Regions from separate parts of the Homo sapiens genome. Here region 1 is linked to region 2. The links are chromatin loops, found by intact Hi-C in ENCODE. Cell type or tissue: heart left ventricle. All regions are shown on one strand.

Region 1 (8,000 bases), 160 kb after region 2:
CTTCCTCTGTGTCCCAGAAACAGCATACTCAGAGACACCTCCACAGTGGAGGGAGACACATGCTCACCGAATCTCCCTCCCTCAATATCCAAGCTCAGAGCACAGGGCCAAACACCTTCAGCCAAGAGCCAAGAGAGAGGAAATGGGGTTAAATGAAGAAGTGAGAATTTAGAGGAGTTACTACAACTTCCTGATCCTAAGACTCTTTAGACATCAGAATTCAGAGGGAGTGGGGTGAGGCAGTGGGAGGCAATGAAAATTCCCTCTGGATTCTAGAAAATAGCATAGATGCCCGTCTGTCTTGGATGGCTTAGCCAAAGCCAGCTTAGAGGCCAGATGGATGGATTAGAGGTGTCTGAGGGGTCCTCCCACCACTATGTTACCAGGAATCTCCAGATACGAGCACATACACACATCAATGCTTCTCCCTCCATGGCCAGCATCAACAAACAGGCACAGACAGTATCCTTGTATTATCCTCATAATCAGTGACAGCAGCCAATACTTACTGAATGTGTACAATGGATCACACACTGCATTAAAGACGCTTTTACATGCATGATCTCACTGAATTCTTACTACAAGGCAGGCACTATGATTATCTCCATTTATAGCTAGGAAACTAAGGCATACACAGGTTACTTGACCAGGGACACACAGCTAGGACTTGACGGCACCAGGACTCAAATCTAGATGTGTTTGATGCTGGCCCTCAAGGCTGGAACCACCTCTCTTCCCCACTGGCCTCTTCAGATCCTGGGGCTCCCCATGAGGATTTCCCCAGGATGGCATCCTATGAAATGCTTATGCAAACCATAACTGGCTCTAAGTACAGGTGGCCCTAACCAGCATGCCCTTGTTTATAGAGGCTGGGAGATATATTCATGTAACAGCTAAAATGTCAGACTTCTCTCCAGCAGGCTTTCAAATCTCATTTTCCCTATACTTTCTCTCCATTCTCTATCACTGACCCAGATCCCTCAAGCTGTAGGTATTCAGCAAAAATTATAGGCATGGAACTGAGCAGAAGGGAAGAGCCTCAGGCAACAACAGAGGCGGTGGCAGGACCTTGGGCCGCAGGAGCTCAGACAAGCGGACTCTGCCCTTAAATCCCCTTCTTTCCAGATATGACTCCTTCATTTCCCACCCCTCTGCTATTCAAAGGACCCCAGAGGCATGTCCTGCCAGGCAGATCACCAACAGACTACCAAGTGGCCCGTGGACCCCTCTCTGCAAACTGTTCACTGACCAGCTCTGGTCAATTCCAAGCAGGCCAGGAAGGCAACCCCATGGGCTCCTGCGGGGGTCCAGCCATGCCTGACTCCCTCCAGCCAGTGATTATTCCCCTCAGATCTCTACCCCAGCCCTGCCTCTGCTGACAGGAGAAGGTGAGGTGTGTTCAGGAGCAGCCACAAGGACAGCCCCTGGGTGGACAGCCTACTCACCCAGATCCATATCTGCAGCTTTGGGCCGGTGGGAGCAAGGCACATTCTTGAAGATGGCATCCAGAATCTTCTCCTTGACCTGAGTGATGGTGTCACAGTTGAGGATCTTTACTGGGACCTCGGGGCTGTTGGCATTGTCTGGGCTGACACAGCTCAGGACCTGAAGGAAAGGTGGGGAGAGGAAGCATATGAAATGGGGTAGCAGGAAAAGCTCCTAGATCCCCAGCAGCACCCTGGGATTCCGTCCTGAATGGCTCATCCTCTCCAGGATGGGCTAGGGAGGAGTAGGGTGGCTCCAGGCCATCTGTGCTCCCACCAAGCCCACTGCCCTTTCCTGTCCAGGCAAGCAGGACAATGCCTTGGCTTCAATGTCCTTGAGGGAGTGCGAGCTGCACACTTCACTCCCTGTCAGAACAAACTTCATTAAAATCCTGATTTTTCAAAGGGACAATGCCCAAGCATGTGGAAGCAGTGAGGGGAAATTTGCAACAGAACAGACACCAGTGCATGCATGCACACGTGCTATCTCTCTCACATGCATACAGGAGGCAGTGTCTCAGCGGCACACCCAGACCCTCGCCCACTTCTGAAACCCCCTGCCCATCCATGTTTGTCTGTCTCCTTCTTGTCACTCCTTCTTGGACACACACACACAGAACTAATAGGAATCTGGCTTCTTTCTCCAAATATTTCACAAGCTTCAATTTTTATGAAGGTTTCATTCACCTGATTAGAGGTTGGCAAATCTATAAGACACTTAATGTATTCTTTAAAAATAAAAAGATGCCCTTTAAAGATTGCAGGTTCAGGACACCTGAGATTCTTTCGTGGCCCTGAATAGGGCCCCTGTGTTGGGGGAAGAGGCGACTGCATAGTTCAGGGCCTCCATTTCTCCTTTTGGAACTAGTAGGAAAAGTTGAAACTGCTTCACCAAATTATCTTTTTATTTTTTTTCCTTTAAAAAGTTCTGGGCTTTTCCTTTAAAAAGAACAAGGCTTTTCTTCTCTTGCTGTTCTCACAGTGGGATCTTTCTACATCGACGGCACCGTGTGGGCTCCTGGGTGGACTGGAGGGGAACGGGGTGGGTGCTGTGCGTACTGGAGTAAGTGAGGGCACAAGATCCAAGGCAGAGAGGCTGGGCATCCTAGGGGTACTGATGCCAAGTGGCCCTCCCCTTCTGGGCTCCCGAACTCTCCCTCGGGCCCTGCTGCCAGAGAGCCCTCTGTGTGTCTCTCTCCTTCTCGGAACTTTCACTCCCTCTGTGCCCCCATAAGCATTTCCCAATTGTCCCATCTGGTTTGCAGAGCCAGACAGCAGTCTCTCTCCCACTCCACCCCCTTCTTGCTGCATGTGGTGGCAATCAGAACCCTGGGCTCTGGGCACCTGCCTTTCATTAGCAACTAGACTGCTATGAGCTCAAATGCGAACATGCTTATTCCATTAAGAAGGGGAAGAAAAAAAAACCCCTGAAATCTATAAAACCAAACTTTCACACTCAAAATGCCCTAACCTGAAAACAATGGTGGAGAGACTGCTGCCTCAAGCGCTCCATGTGTGCCTCCTCCCAGCTCTCCCCTCCTTCTAAGAGTCTTCTGGCCCCTTCCCTCTGCTCAGCAGCCAGGCAAAGCCTGACCCTTGGGCTGTTCTGGCAGCCCCTGCTGTCCTGTCCTCTGGGCCCTGGTGGGGCAGCTCAGCCTTCCCAAGACAGCAACACAGCTTGCCCTGGGCTTCCTCCTCTGAGGGACCCATGGGGCAGAGGCTGCCACCTAAACGTAATCCCCTGGCATTTCTAATTGCCGCAGGAATTCAGCGTGGCCTCATGAGAACAACTCCATGGTGCACTTCAGGGCAGGAGTTGGCGTTCTAAAGTGGAAGCAGTGGCCCCACAGAAGGACAGAGCCCCTGGCCACTGGCCAAGCTAGAGCTCCACCCACAGGTTCCCTTCCTCCATGCTCCTTGGCTAGTTTGTGGACAAGCTGCCTCATGATTTCTCTGCCAGGGAAGTGCCTCTCAAACGCTAATGTGAATAGAAGCACTTGGGGGCTTTGTTGAGATACAAAATCTGATCTAGGAGGTCTGGGATGGGGCCTGAGATTCTGCATTTTTCCAGGTTCCCAGGCAACTAGCTAGTGCTCCCAGGTTCCCCGGTGGGCATCTAGCGCTCTAGCAGGCTTCCAGGTGCGCATCTAGAACTCTAGCAGGCTCCCGGGCGGGCACCTAGCACCCTGGCAGGCTCCCGGGCGGGCACCTAGCGCTCTGGCAGGCTCCCGGGCGGGCACCTAGCGCTCTGGCAAGCTCCCAGGTGGGCATTTAGTGCTCTGACAGGCTACCAGGTAGGCATCTAGCATTGCCTGGTTCCAGGCTCCCACGTGGGTACCCAGTGCTCTAGTGGGCTTCTAGGTAGGCATCTTGCACTCTGCACCCAGATGTTGCTGATGTTGGTACTAGGGTGCTCCCACTGGCATGGTCCTTGGCCACACCAGTCCAAGCTCCAGCATCAATCCAATAAATCACTAAACCCCTAGAGGCACACCTGACTGCAAAGTGGTACACTCGCTTTCTCCCCAAGCCTCTTAGAGCCTCTCCGTGGTTCTCTCTCCTGCCCAAGACAAGGCTACTTTTAGCAGGTCCATAGCACTCTGGGCTCCTCCAGCCACCGCCGAGTTCCAGGACTCGTCTGCACGCCCTGTGTGCTGCTGTCCTGCACGATTTCTTGCCATCTGTCCACACCCTGAGGGGGCTGCTCCCCTGCACATGTGCAAATACTTTCCCCAGGCCTGAAGGTGGCTATTAAAGCTCCCTGTGGCCGTTTCTTCTCCAGGCAAAACAATTGCAGTTTCTTTCCTCTTTCCTCACTGCTCCTGTCCTCAAGTGTTCCCACCTAAATGGATACTGGTCCCTGAACCACTCCAATTTCCTCACATTCTCTTTAAGTTGCGGCACCTGAAATCAGCTCAGTGCACTACCAGTACTGTGGCCTCTGGAACAAAGGATGTTGCAATTTGGGGACAGAACATTATTACAACTGATTGTGTTGGATTCAATATTGGGAGGGTGCTGAGGAGACAGGAAAGAAAGGGAGTGGAACGGGGGAGACAGGGTGGAAGACATTTACGCAGTACTTCTATCTCATTAAGAAATCCATTCAGGTCTCTATTTTTGGAAGGGTTTTCCCCCTCTTTTCCATTTTAATCGGAGCCTCTCTCTCTCTCCTTCCAAGCAGACGGTAACTGCCAGAAAGCAGGGGCCTCATTCACAGGCTGCTCCTTTGAATCTTCATAACGGAGCCAATCCCCACAAATCTGTTCAGACGTCTACTGGGATTCCCGGGGCTTTTGGAAAATGAGAGTGGGATAGGTGGATCATGGTCACAGCCTTCCCAGCCAGCAGGGATGGCTTTGTTCAGAGGTGGGAACTGTCTCCCCAGCTAGCCACAGGCTCTGGAATTTGCCCTCAGCTCAGAGCAGTTGGAGGGGTTGTCTGAGAATCACACTCCCTCCCAGTACTACAATGCCCCAGCCTGCTGTGGCTCCCTCTCCCGACCGCTGCGTTTGAACTTCAGTCTGTTCCCCGTCCTCCTCGTTCCCTTCTGTCTCTCTTGCCTCCATTCTTGGGTGCCACTTGCATATCACCCCCAACACTCAGCTTTTATCTTTTCATACTCCCTCCTTCCAAGTCCTCTCTTTCTCAGAGAAAAAGGGCTGGTTGGAGATCACTGTGATCTCCAAAAAATCCCGAGAGTGAGCTCCCTGGGTTTGAAAGGACAGTGAGCAGCGAGTGGACGCACGGTGACAGTGGGGAGAGGCAAGCGGGGCCTGCGTGACCAAGCACTAGTGCATGAGTATGACGCGGGCTTCACTGCCTGTTCATCTTGTCCCATCTGATCCTCTGCACAACTTCACTCTGAGCAACTATGATTATCCCCACTTTAGTCGGTTCTGTTGGTGTTCTCATTTTTTCAGATAAAGAGACCCAAATTCAGAGAGATTAGGAACCTGCCCCAATTCACCCTGTTGGTCGAAGGCAGAGCCAGGGCTCAAATCCAGGTCTGTCTGATCCCAAAGGCCATGCTCTTGAATGCTAAGCCTTGGTGCCTCCTAGGGTAGCTGTTTTTGTCAGGTGAGGGAGCCTGACCTTGATGGAGGGGATCCCCACGTTCCTTCAACAACTGCCTTGCACCACTAGGCCACCTTGGCCTTGCGTTATACAGCTTGGGTCACAGTTGTATTTGAACTTAGAGCAGAAGGCAGTGGGGGCTTCAGAGCTATGAGTAACTCTTTCTAGCTTCCTTTCCTCTCTGTCCCCCACTCTCTGCCTGCACGGACCTCTTCTGTAAAGCGTTGACTCTAAGCTGGGAGGACAGAAGAGTTCACCTGGGTCAAGGGCTTTGACCCTATAACTGGTGTGGTCAGAAACCCCCAGTTCATTGGCTGAAGTGTCACTCAAATGTGTCTGAGCTACTGGTCCCCAAATCCAAATGCCCTGGTGAAACAGAACAGAGGAAGTCTGGGGTGATGGACACAGCGGGAGCACCTGGCTGGGCCCACACAGCAGACACACCTGGAGAGGCAGCTGTTCAGCCTTTCAGCCATCTCCACTGCTGAGCAGGGCTACCCAGGATGGAAGCCCGCCTGTCAAAGCCCCAGGGGAAACAGATGGGTGGGCTCACCAGGGTTTTGTAGTCAATCTGCTGGCGGATGAGCTTGTCCTCGCTCAAGGAGTAGCGGGCCTCGCCCGTGATGGCGTCAATGGGGCCCTTCTCCATCTGCTGCTTGATGGCACAGAACAGGGAGAAGAGGGGCTCCCCAGCACACTCCTGGAGGTGAGAAGAACGTCATTAGGAGGAGCTCTTGGAACACTGGAGTGTACCCCCAGTCCCTGCTTCTCCAAAGGGCTGCTTCCATCCCCTGCCAAGTCCCTGCACCTGCCCCCACCTGCTTTTATACTCAGCTCTTCAATCTCCTTCTCTCCATCTCCTCATCCTTCAGGCTGGCATTCCTCCTGGCTCTTTGGACCACAGGGTCTTTTCCCATTCTACCCATTTCTCCTTTCCTACTGCCGCCTCTCCAGGGCTCTTTCTTCCTCCCCCGCTCCCCTCCCCTCCTGCCCTCCTCTCTGCTCTCCCTCCCCACCTCACCCCGCTCTCTCAGAGGCCCCATCCAAAGGCAGAGGTCAGTCCTGGGTGGCAAGAACTCCTTAGAACATAAGTTAATAATTGGAAGCTGAGCCTCTTCCACCTCCCAGGCGCATCCTTGGCTTATCTGCCGCAACATGCGGCTTCTGCACCGGCCGGGGGGCCTTATCAGCCTCAGTAAGTCTGGGGCTGGGAGAGGGAAGAGGAAAAGCAGAGAAATAATGGGCAAATTGTTTTTAACTTCAAAGGAGGATTCAGCTTTAGGGACCATGCAGGGCCTCTCAGGGCTCATCTATCCCTTGCCCGGCAGTAGGAAACTAGCCTTGGGAAGACTGTGTCTTTGGAGCTATGATGGACTGCAGGCCTCTGTCTTCCTAGACAGTCCATGATAAGGATGAATTCCATTTCTTGTGGGGTTATAAGAGCCAGGCCCAGTAAGGGAGGACTCGGGGGTGTGGAGCGATCCCCAGTCAGGCTGCAGAGAATGAACGAGGCAAGGCCAGAAATACGTCCACATCCAACCCTACCTTGAGGAACTTGTAGAGGAGGAAAGTAAACCAATTGGTCAGCATCTTCTCAGCCACTGACTCAGTCCTGTCAGCAGTCACCGAGGGAACCAACGGAACAAGACAAAGAAAGAAGCAGCTGGTCAGAGCCCGTGGGCTGGGAAGGGCAAGGGAGGAATTGTGCATTGATCTTGCTGCTTCTAGCGTTTAGGCCAAACCTTGCGATCCTAATGAATATGAGAGTTTCATGGACTCCTAGACGCCCCCATAATGGTAAGACAAGCTTTTCCTACAAAGCTGGAAGATGACATTTTGGGCAGCAGGCTGTGGGTGGGATTTTGGCTGGAACGCCTTAGAGCACCGCTGTCCAATTGCACGTTCTGTGATGATGAAAATTTTCTCTACCTGTGCCATCTAATATGGCAACCACCGGCCACACATAGCTACTGAGCACTTAAAATGTGGCAGCATGTCTGAGGAACTGACACTGAACTTGTATTTATTTTTAACTAATTTAGATTTAAATAGTCACATGTGGCTCATAGCTATCCTATTAGATAGTATAACCTTAGAGAACTTTATAGGCTAGTTGTGTTCTTTTGGGTGAAAAAAAAAAATCCCAAATCCTGGGGAGGTACCAATTTGGCAGGGAATAGGAATAAAGGTGGCAGGAGAAGGGTTCCATGTCAGAAGGTCAGATGGCCAAACTGAGTCCACAGCCTCAGCTAAAGGCTCCCAGCATTCGCCGCAGCATAAAGCCATATACCCAGCTCAGCCCAAGCCGTGTTAAAACTGTCCTATTGCGGCTGGGCACGGTGGCTCTTGCCTGTAATCCCAGCACTTTAGGAGGCCAAGGCAGGCAGATCATGAGGTCAACAGATCAAGACCATCCTGGCCAACATGGTGAAACCCCCT
Region 2 (8,000 bases):
GCTCTGCTTCAGAATGGCTGGATGGGGCAAGGGGCAAACAGGGGTGGGAGACATGCTGGGAGTCAGGGCTGGCAGGAGCAAAAAAAGCAAAAGTATGGCCCAGCCTCCAAGGAGTTAAGTTTTATCCTGCAGCTCCTTTGAAATCCTTCTAAACAGGGGAGTGACATGATTAGATTTTAGAAAGATAATTCTGGTGGCAGTGTGCTGCACAGATGGGAGAGGAGAAAATTGGAAACAAGGAACCCTGTTCTGCAAAGATTGTGATAATCCAGGCAAGGGATGATGAGGGTCTGAGTGAGGGCAGGTGCATGGTAATGGAGACGAAGCAGATTGGAGAGAGATTTAAAGAGACAATCAGCCTGGTGACTGATTGAGGGTGGGGGAGGTCAGGGAGAGGGGAAGGGAACATTTCCTGGGGTTTCCGATTTGGGCAGTGTCCATCAGGGAGCACAGGGTGAGGAGGAGGTGGGGTTAAGGGACGAGAGGACAGAATTATCAATTCTGCTTCAGATTTGTTGAGTGTGAGAACTTCTAGGAAAATGTATCCAGTTGGAGGTTGAATGCATTTAAAATTTAGGAGAGAGATTCATTTAGCAAACACACATTTATTCTCTATGTATCAGGTGACTTTCTAGTGTCAGAGATAGAGCATTAAATATGATGAACAAGGTCTCTACTCTCATAAAGTGTCTTTCCAATAAGGGAAAACAAACCCAGGAACAAAAGCAAAATAAAACAGGAAAACGTGAGAGAAAGTGAGTGGGAGATTACCTTAGATATGGGTTCAGAAAAGACCTTTCTTAAGAAGGTAACATTTGAACCAAGATCTGAAAAATGAAAAGAACCAGCCAGGTGAAAATGTCAGGGAAAAGCATTCCAGGCAGAGGGAGCAGCATGTGCAAAGGCTTTGAGGTGAGAACAAGCTTGGTGTGTTCAGAGACAGGTCAGAGTGTGTGGTGTGGAGCAGGTGAGGGGATGGAAAGTAGGCTATGAGATTGGAGAAGTGGTCAGGGGTTAGATCACATTGCAGAAAATTATAATTCAGATTAGGCTAAAGCACATGATGACAAATGACCCTCGAATTTCAGTAGCATACAATGAACACATTTACTTATCAGTCATGCTGCAGGTCCATTGTGAGTCAGTTACACACTTTCTCCACTATAGGACTCAAGTGAATGGAATAGCTCCTATCTGAGACATTTCTGGTGTTCTGGAAGAGGGAAAAGAGAAAGTGGAGAACCACATAATGGCCTTAAAGTGTCTGCATGGAAGTGGATGTGCCAATGCCATTGGCCAAAGCAAATTATACAGCCAAGTGTGATGTCATTGGTGTCTGAATGTATGTTTCCCATAGAGAGGAGCAACAGATGTTGAGATCAACAATACAATTAATCTACCATATAGGCTATGGTGAGATCAGATTTTATTCTAAGTGCTACCGAAAGGCATTAGGGTTGTGTGTGTGTGTGTGTGTGTATGTGTGTGTGTGTGTGTATGTGTGTGTGTGTGTGTGTTTTAACTAGAGGGCATCAATGTTGATTGCCAAGGTAGGTTAAAAATAGATGAATAAAAATAAGAGATGAGATAAATTGGGTAATCTAGAAAAGGTTGTCTCAGATACTGAGCACATGGCAAGGAAGTTCTGTTAGGGTAGAGCCCTGAAAATACTGTCAGGACAGGCCCACAGCAGGAGGCACACTGGATGAGTCATTTGGTCCTAGCCTGGTCTCCTAGGCTTTCCATTTGCAGAAGGTATCAGGAACTCCTGGGTGGCCTTTGGACAGAAGACCCTGGAATACTGAGATCCTGCCCACGATTACAGCACTCGTCCTCATGAATCTCCTAGAGAAAGAAGTATAAGATGAAAATTGGAAAAGGAAAACAAAATGTCACTTTATTGCTACTGAGGGTGGACCCCCGGCCCCAAATCAGAGGGCTTTTGTAAGTTAGCCTGGAGGAAGCAGTCACACTTGTGGCTTATGTGTTTCTCTCCATCCCCACACCAGCCATTATTTATACAAAAAATCAACCTCAGGTCATGAAATCTTCTTTCTTTCCTATGTGGAAGGAAGAGAGAGAAGAGGACAAGATGATTGGGCTTGCTCAAGGGGAGTGGGTCTTGGGGCAGAGCACTATTCTGCCACATAAGCTGAAGTGAAAGAGGAATATGAAGCACCCTGTCAAAGCATCCCCAATGCAGTGTAGACCAGGAGGCAGACCCCAGCCCACTGTTAGGGCAGTGTGGCTCCATGTCCCAGTTTGGCCCAGGCAAAACAATCAATCCAACCAGCATGGATCAATCTTCCTCCTCTGTGGGGTGGAGTGGGGAGGAGGTGAAATGGGAGCTTCTCTTCCCTAGTACATTTTCTGCTGCTCCCTTATCCCTTCATTTCAGGAGAGGGGATGGAGAAAGCCAGGCAGAGGAAGAGACTTGGACCTTTTGTCTTCTCCCAAAGCTCCACTCGCTGGTGGCTCCACTGTGGTTCCTCAGTGCACCTTTCAGATATGCCAGATGGTCCCAGAAATGAGGAGGGGAAACATGGCCAATAACATCTAAGAAAATGGGCTTCCCTCACCTAGAGATTTTCTTCGGAACACCAAATCTTGACTTGTTTTTATAAGAGAATATCACACCTTTTCAACTAAAACCATAAATGTCTCAAGTGTAGGACCCATAATTTATACTTCTTTTGAACTTCCTCCCCTCCTGGTCTAACGCAGGCCAGTTACAAGCAAATAGTCCCTGTATGACTGAATGAGTGAGTGGACAAATGATTTCCCAGGTGGCATATCCAGAAACAACACTGGTGATCCATCTCTCCCACCTGCCAGAGTCTTCCTGATGAACTTCCTATACGTGTAAGAATGTAGAGAGAAGGGAATTTATTATGCTGTCAGAGAAGGAAAGCAATAATCTAGACTTTCTGGCTGTCTTGCTAGCTGGGCCCCTTGGCCAGTGGTTAGAGAATTACAGTGTGTCTCAGTGTATCCTCAAGGGACCGAGATGGGCTCAGGCCATTACCCATGCAGCTGGCCATGGAGAGCCTACCTGTCAAACTGGCTGGAACCTGGAGAAGGAAACTCCTGGTGAGTCCTTCTTTGGCACCGTGGGGCCCTGGTGACAGAGTTGATTAAGCAAGACACCAGCATCAAAATTAAAGTGAGGAGGAAAAGTAAATTAGTGATTGAATAGCTAGTGAAGAGCCATATTTTAATAAGATTCCCTCTAATTTGAGTGATTCCTTCCCCCTCCTCTTTGGGCTTGGTCATTCTCCCTGTTTTGAAGTACTCCTGGGGTTAGGAGGAGGGAGGGGTGAGGAACACATACCTCGAATTTATACTCTGGTGCGTGGGGAGAGAGTCCTCAGCTGTCTGCAATACGCTGGGGCCCCATAAAGCGATTTGTCACTGCTCTGAATTCTTTTCAGCAGCATGTTCATTTCAATTTGCAGTCACCTCTTTAGCTCCTCTTCAGCAGGTTTGGCCAGACTCCTGCGAGAAGATCTGAGCCGAGAGGGGGAGACACAATCAAGGAGAAAGGCTGGCTGGAGCCGGGCTCTCCAGGGATGCATCTGCCACCACTCCACCCTCACAGCCTCTTTTAACTCTATTTGCTTCTACAGGGAGACAGGAGAGATTATGATGTTTCGCAGGCTTTCCAAACCCTTGTCATGGTTAATAAAGGTCTGGCAGGAACAGGAGCTGTGATGGCTCAGCAAGCTCTTGGTGCTGGGGCTTAGGGGAGGGAAGGTAGGTGGAGCTATTGGTCTAGCTGCCTGCGTGACACCAAGGAGCCCAGACACCAAGTGGGAGAGCCAGTCTGAGGGTCCTTTCTTCCTGTACTTACTGGACTTTGTGCACTACCTGCACAAAGTGATCCCCCACCATGGCTATGTGGACAGTGGGTCTGGCAGGAGCAAGGCTGAGAGCCAGAAGAGGAAGCTCCAGAGCTTCAGGTTATTAAGGTCCAGGGAGTAGCCCAGGAAGAGGAAGTTGAAGCCTTGGTGACCAGAAGTAGAGCATTAAGTCAGAGACTATCAGGAGGGAGATGCAGTGGGCAATGGAGAAGCTTCAGGCCTAGGGAGCTCTGTGTTTCCCTGACCCTGGTGGGGATCAGGGTTGGCCCAGGGCTTTGGGAGGGCTTCAGCCTGAAATGAGGATTTAATTTTGCCATTTATATTTACCATAAAATGATACATGTTCACTGTGGGAAAAAGCAGGCAAGGCAAAGGAAGTTAGCCTTATCTCACTGCCCAGAGAATAACACTGCTGATGTTTTCAGATGTTTTCAAAGTAAATCTATTTAATTTTTTCCACTAATAATATAACATTTTGTTACATATGATGACTCGATCTGTAGGCATGAGTATTGAGTCACTGGAAAGACCTATTCCATTTATTATATTCATAAATTAAAACCCAGTTTAAAAATTTATTTTCTAGAAATTAAGAACCATGGGGTAAAACAGAGTTCCTTTTATATGCAGTTGGGCCCTGCATGTCTGTAGATTCTACATCCGTGGATTCAACCAACTTAGATTGAAATAGTTGGAAAAAAAATTAAAAATACATTTTGAAAAATAATACAATTAAAATAATTATGAAATAACTACTTACATAGTATTAACATTGTATTATGTATGTAAGTAATCTAGAGATTACTTAAAGTATATGGGAGGATGTGTGTAGGTTATACGCAAATACTATGACCTTTTATATAAGAGTAAATTTTGGTATTGATGGGTGTAAATTTTGGTATTGATGAGCATCCTAGAACCAATTCCCTTTGGATACTGAGAAAGGACTGCATAAGAAAAATAATGAAAAGTGAGTCATAGATTTCTTGTGCAGTAAAAAACCAATTTAAACAAAGGAGAAAATGACCGAAGGGCATAAATGATGCATGAATAATCAGAAATACCTTATTCTTGAATAGAAAAATATAATATTACAAAAATATCAAGAAAAAGAAAAACTGAAAAAAATGGATATTTTAAAAAAGAAAAATATTAAAATTTAAATGACCAAACTGAAAAGAGAAAGAAATAACTCTACAAAACCAACACAAGAACAATTTATCATTATGGTTTATCTCCTTCTATTATTTTTTTGTGTGTATTTTTAAATTAATTAAAAAAATTGGTACATAATGATTGTATGTCTTTCTGGGGTACTTGTGATATTTTGATACATGCATACAATGTGAGTGTAGTGATCAAATCAGGGTAATTGGAATATCCATGACCTTAAACATTTGTCGTTTCTTTGTGTTGGGAACATATATGTATATATTTATAGGAATGTAAAAGATTACAGTATAAATATGTCCTCAGCTTGTTATATAATCTTCATACATATAATTTTAATGGCTTAAATATATTCTATAAAGTAGATTTATCACGTTTTGTTTATTATCCAATGTTAGATTTTAATGTAGTTTTATCATCATTGATTTCTTTTGCTTGTTCCTAGACTTCATATGAAAGGAATCCAATAAACACATTCTTTTTGTCTAGATTTTATTTTTGTATGACACAATGTTATTAAGATTGATCCGTATTTTTATATGTATCACTGGTTTATTCCTTTCTTTGGCTGAGTAGTTTTCTGTTTTATAAATATACCAGTTTATCCATTCTCCTGTTGATGAACATTTGAGTTGTTTCAAATTTTAGGCTCTTACAAATAAAGCTGTTATAAACATCCATATACAATTGACAAATATTTTCTATTTTTTTGTGACATACGTTTTCATTTTTCTGGGGTAAATACCTAGACATGTAATATCTGGGACAGAGGATAGATGTATGTTAGTTTTATATGAATATCCAGACTTGTGCATTTTACATGTCAATCAGAGATATATGAGTTTCAGTTGCTTCATATCTTTGCCAAAAGTTGAAATTGCCAATATGTTTTATTTTAGCCATTCTAGTAGGAGGGAAATCATATCATATATATATGTGTTTTTTCCGGACGGCCAATAGTGTTGAACCCCTTTTAAACTTGCTTTTTATATACTTATTGGATATTCCCTTTAAAAAATTATAAAACATGCTTTAAAATTGAGTTGTGTTTGTCTTTTTGCTATAAACTTTCAAGAGTTTATATATTCTGGATACAATTTCTTTTTCAGATATGTGGAGAATATTATTTCCCAGCTGGTGGCTTGCCTATTCACTTTATCAATATTGTCTTTGATGAGAAGAAATTTTTAACTTTTATGTACTCTCATTTACCAATTTTTCAATCTTAAGATTATTCCTTTTTGTGTCCTAGGGAATCTTTGCTGCCCTAAAGTTGGAAAGATGTTTTTCTGTGCTTTCTTTTAGAGGCTTTATATTTCTAGCTTCTATATTTAGGTTTTCGTCAAATCTCAAATTGATTTTCATGTGGAGAGTGAGGTAAGGATCGAAGATCTTTTTATCTTTGTGAATATTCAGCAGTTTCAGCACAATTTGTTCAAAAGATAATTCTTTCCCCTTCAAACTGACCTGGCAACTTGATTGAAAATTAACTGACTGAATATATCTTGCTCCAGTTTTGAACTTTCTGTTCTATTCAGTTTATCTATTTGTCTATCATTATGCCAATACCACACACAGTACCATTGTTTCTTTGTTGACCTTCTGTCTTGATGACCTGTCTAGTGCTGCCAGTGGAGTATTAAAGACCCCCGACATTATTGTGTTGCTGTCTATCTCATTTCTTAGGTCTAATAGTAATTGTTTTATAAATTTGGGAGCTCCAGTGTTAGGTGCATATATATTTAGGATTGTGATATTTTCCTGTTGGACTAGTCCTTTTATCATTATATAATGTCCGTGTTTGTCTTTTTGAACTGCTGTTGCTTTAAAGTTTGTTTTGTCTGATATAAGAATAGCTACTTCTGCTCACTTTTGGTGTCCGTTTGCATGGAATATCTTTTTCCACCCCTTTACCTTAAATTTATGTGAGTCTTTATGTGTTGGGTGAGTCTCCTGAAGACAGCAGGAATGTGGTTGGTGAATTCTTATCCATTCTGCCATTCTGTATCTTTTAAGTGGAGCATTTAGGCTATTTACATTCAATGTTAGTATTGAAATGTGAAGTATTATTCTATTCATTGTGCTATTTGTTGCCTTAATACCTTTTTTTCATTGTGTTATTGTAATATAGGTCCTGTGAGATTTATGCTTTAAGGAGGTTCTATTTTGTTGTATTTTGAGGATTTGTTTTAAGATTTTGAGGATTTGTTTTAAGATTTAGAGCTCATTTTAGCAGTTCCTATAGTGCTGGCTTGGTAGTGGCGAATTCTCTCAGCATTTGTTTGTCTGGAAAAGTCTGTATCTTTCCTTCATTTATGAAGCTTAGTTTTGTTGGATACAAAATTCTTGGTGGATAATTATTTTGTTTAAGGAGGCTAAAAGTCAGACCCCAATCCCTTCTAAGCTTGTAGGGTTTCTGCTGAGAAATCTGCTGTTAATCTAATAGGTTTTCCTTCATAGGTTACCTGATGCTTTTGCCTCACAGCTCTTAAGATTCTTTCCTTGTCTTGACTTTAGATAACCTGATGACTATGTGCCTATGCAATGTTGTTTTTGTGATGAATTTCCCAGGTGTTCTTTGAGCTTCTTGTATTTGGATGTCTAGATCTCTGGCAAGGCTGGGGAAGTTTTCCTTGATTATTCCCTCAATATGTTTTCCAAACTTTTAGATTTCTCTTCTTCTTTGGAAACATCAATTATTCTTAGATTTGGGCATTTAACATAGTCCCAAACTTCTTGGTGGCTTTGTTCATTTTTTAAGATTATTTTTTCTTTGCCTTTGACGGATTAGGTTAATTCAAAAGCCTTGTCTTTGAGTTCTGAAGTTCTTTCCTCTCCTTGTTTGATTCTGTTGCTGAGACTTTCCAGTACATTTTGCATTTATCTAAGTGTGTTCTTGCTTTCCAGAAGTTGTGATTGTTTTTTATTTATGCTATCTATTTCACTGAAGATTTTTCCTTTTATATCCTG

The links. Peaks named below come from ENCODE experiments on the same cell type or tissue, not always from the same donor. Only the 100,000 strongest peaks of a DNase experiment are listed, where the experiment ranks them.
Region 1: a loop joins it to region 2, with 2.2 times the contacts of the local background. A loop is called at or near these places in 7 of 110 quality-filtered maps.

What each region holds. Positions count from the first base shown.
Region 1 is chr7:132,158,028-132,166,027 of GRCh38, forward strand. It overlaps PLXNA4 (plexin A4), which reads right to left. Exons shown (of 32, transcript NM_020911.2): 23 at 7,107-7,173; 24 at 6,115-6,261; 25 at 1,446-1,605. Among named protein-coding and RNA genes, the nearest start is that of PLXNA4-AS2, 99 kb to the right of the region's middle. In heart left ventricle, no CTCF peak of the experiment used is centred here; a DNase peak (open chromatin) is centred at 3,334; H3K27ac peaks cover 264 bases.
Region 2 is chr7:132,001,093-132,009,092 of GRCh38, forward strand. No RefSeq gene overlaps it. Among named protein-coding and RNA genes, the nearest start is that of PLXNA4-AS2, 260 kb to the right of the region's middle. In heart left ventricle, CTCF peaks have their summits at 3,530 and 3,729; no DNase peak of the experiment used is centred here.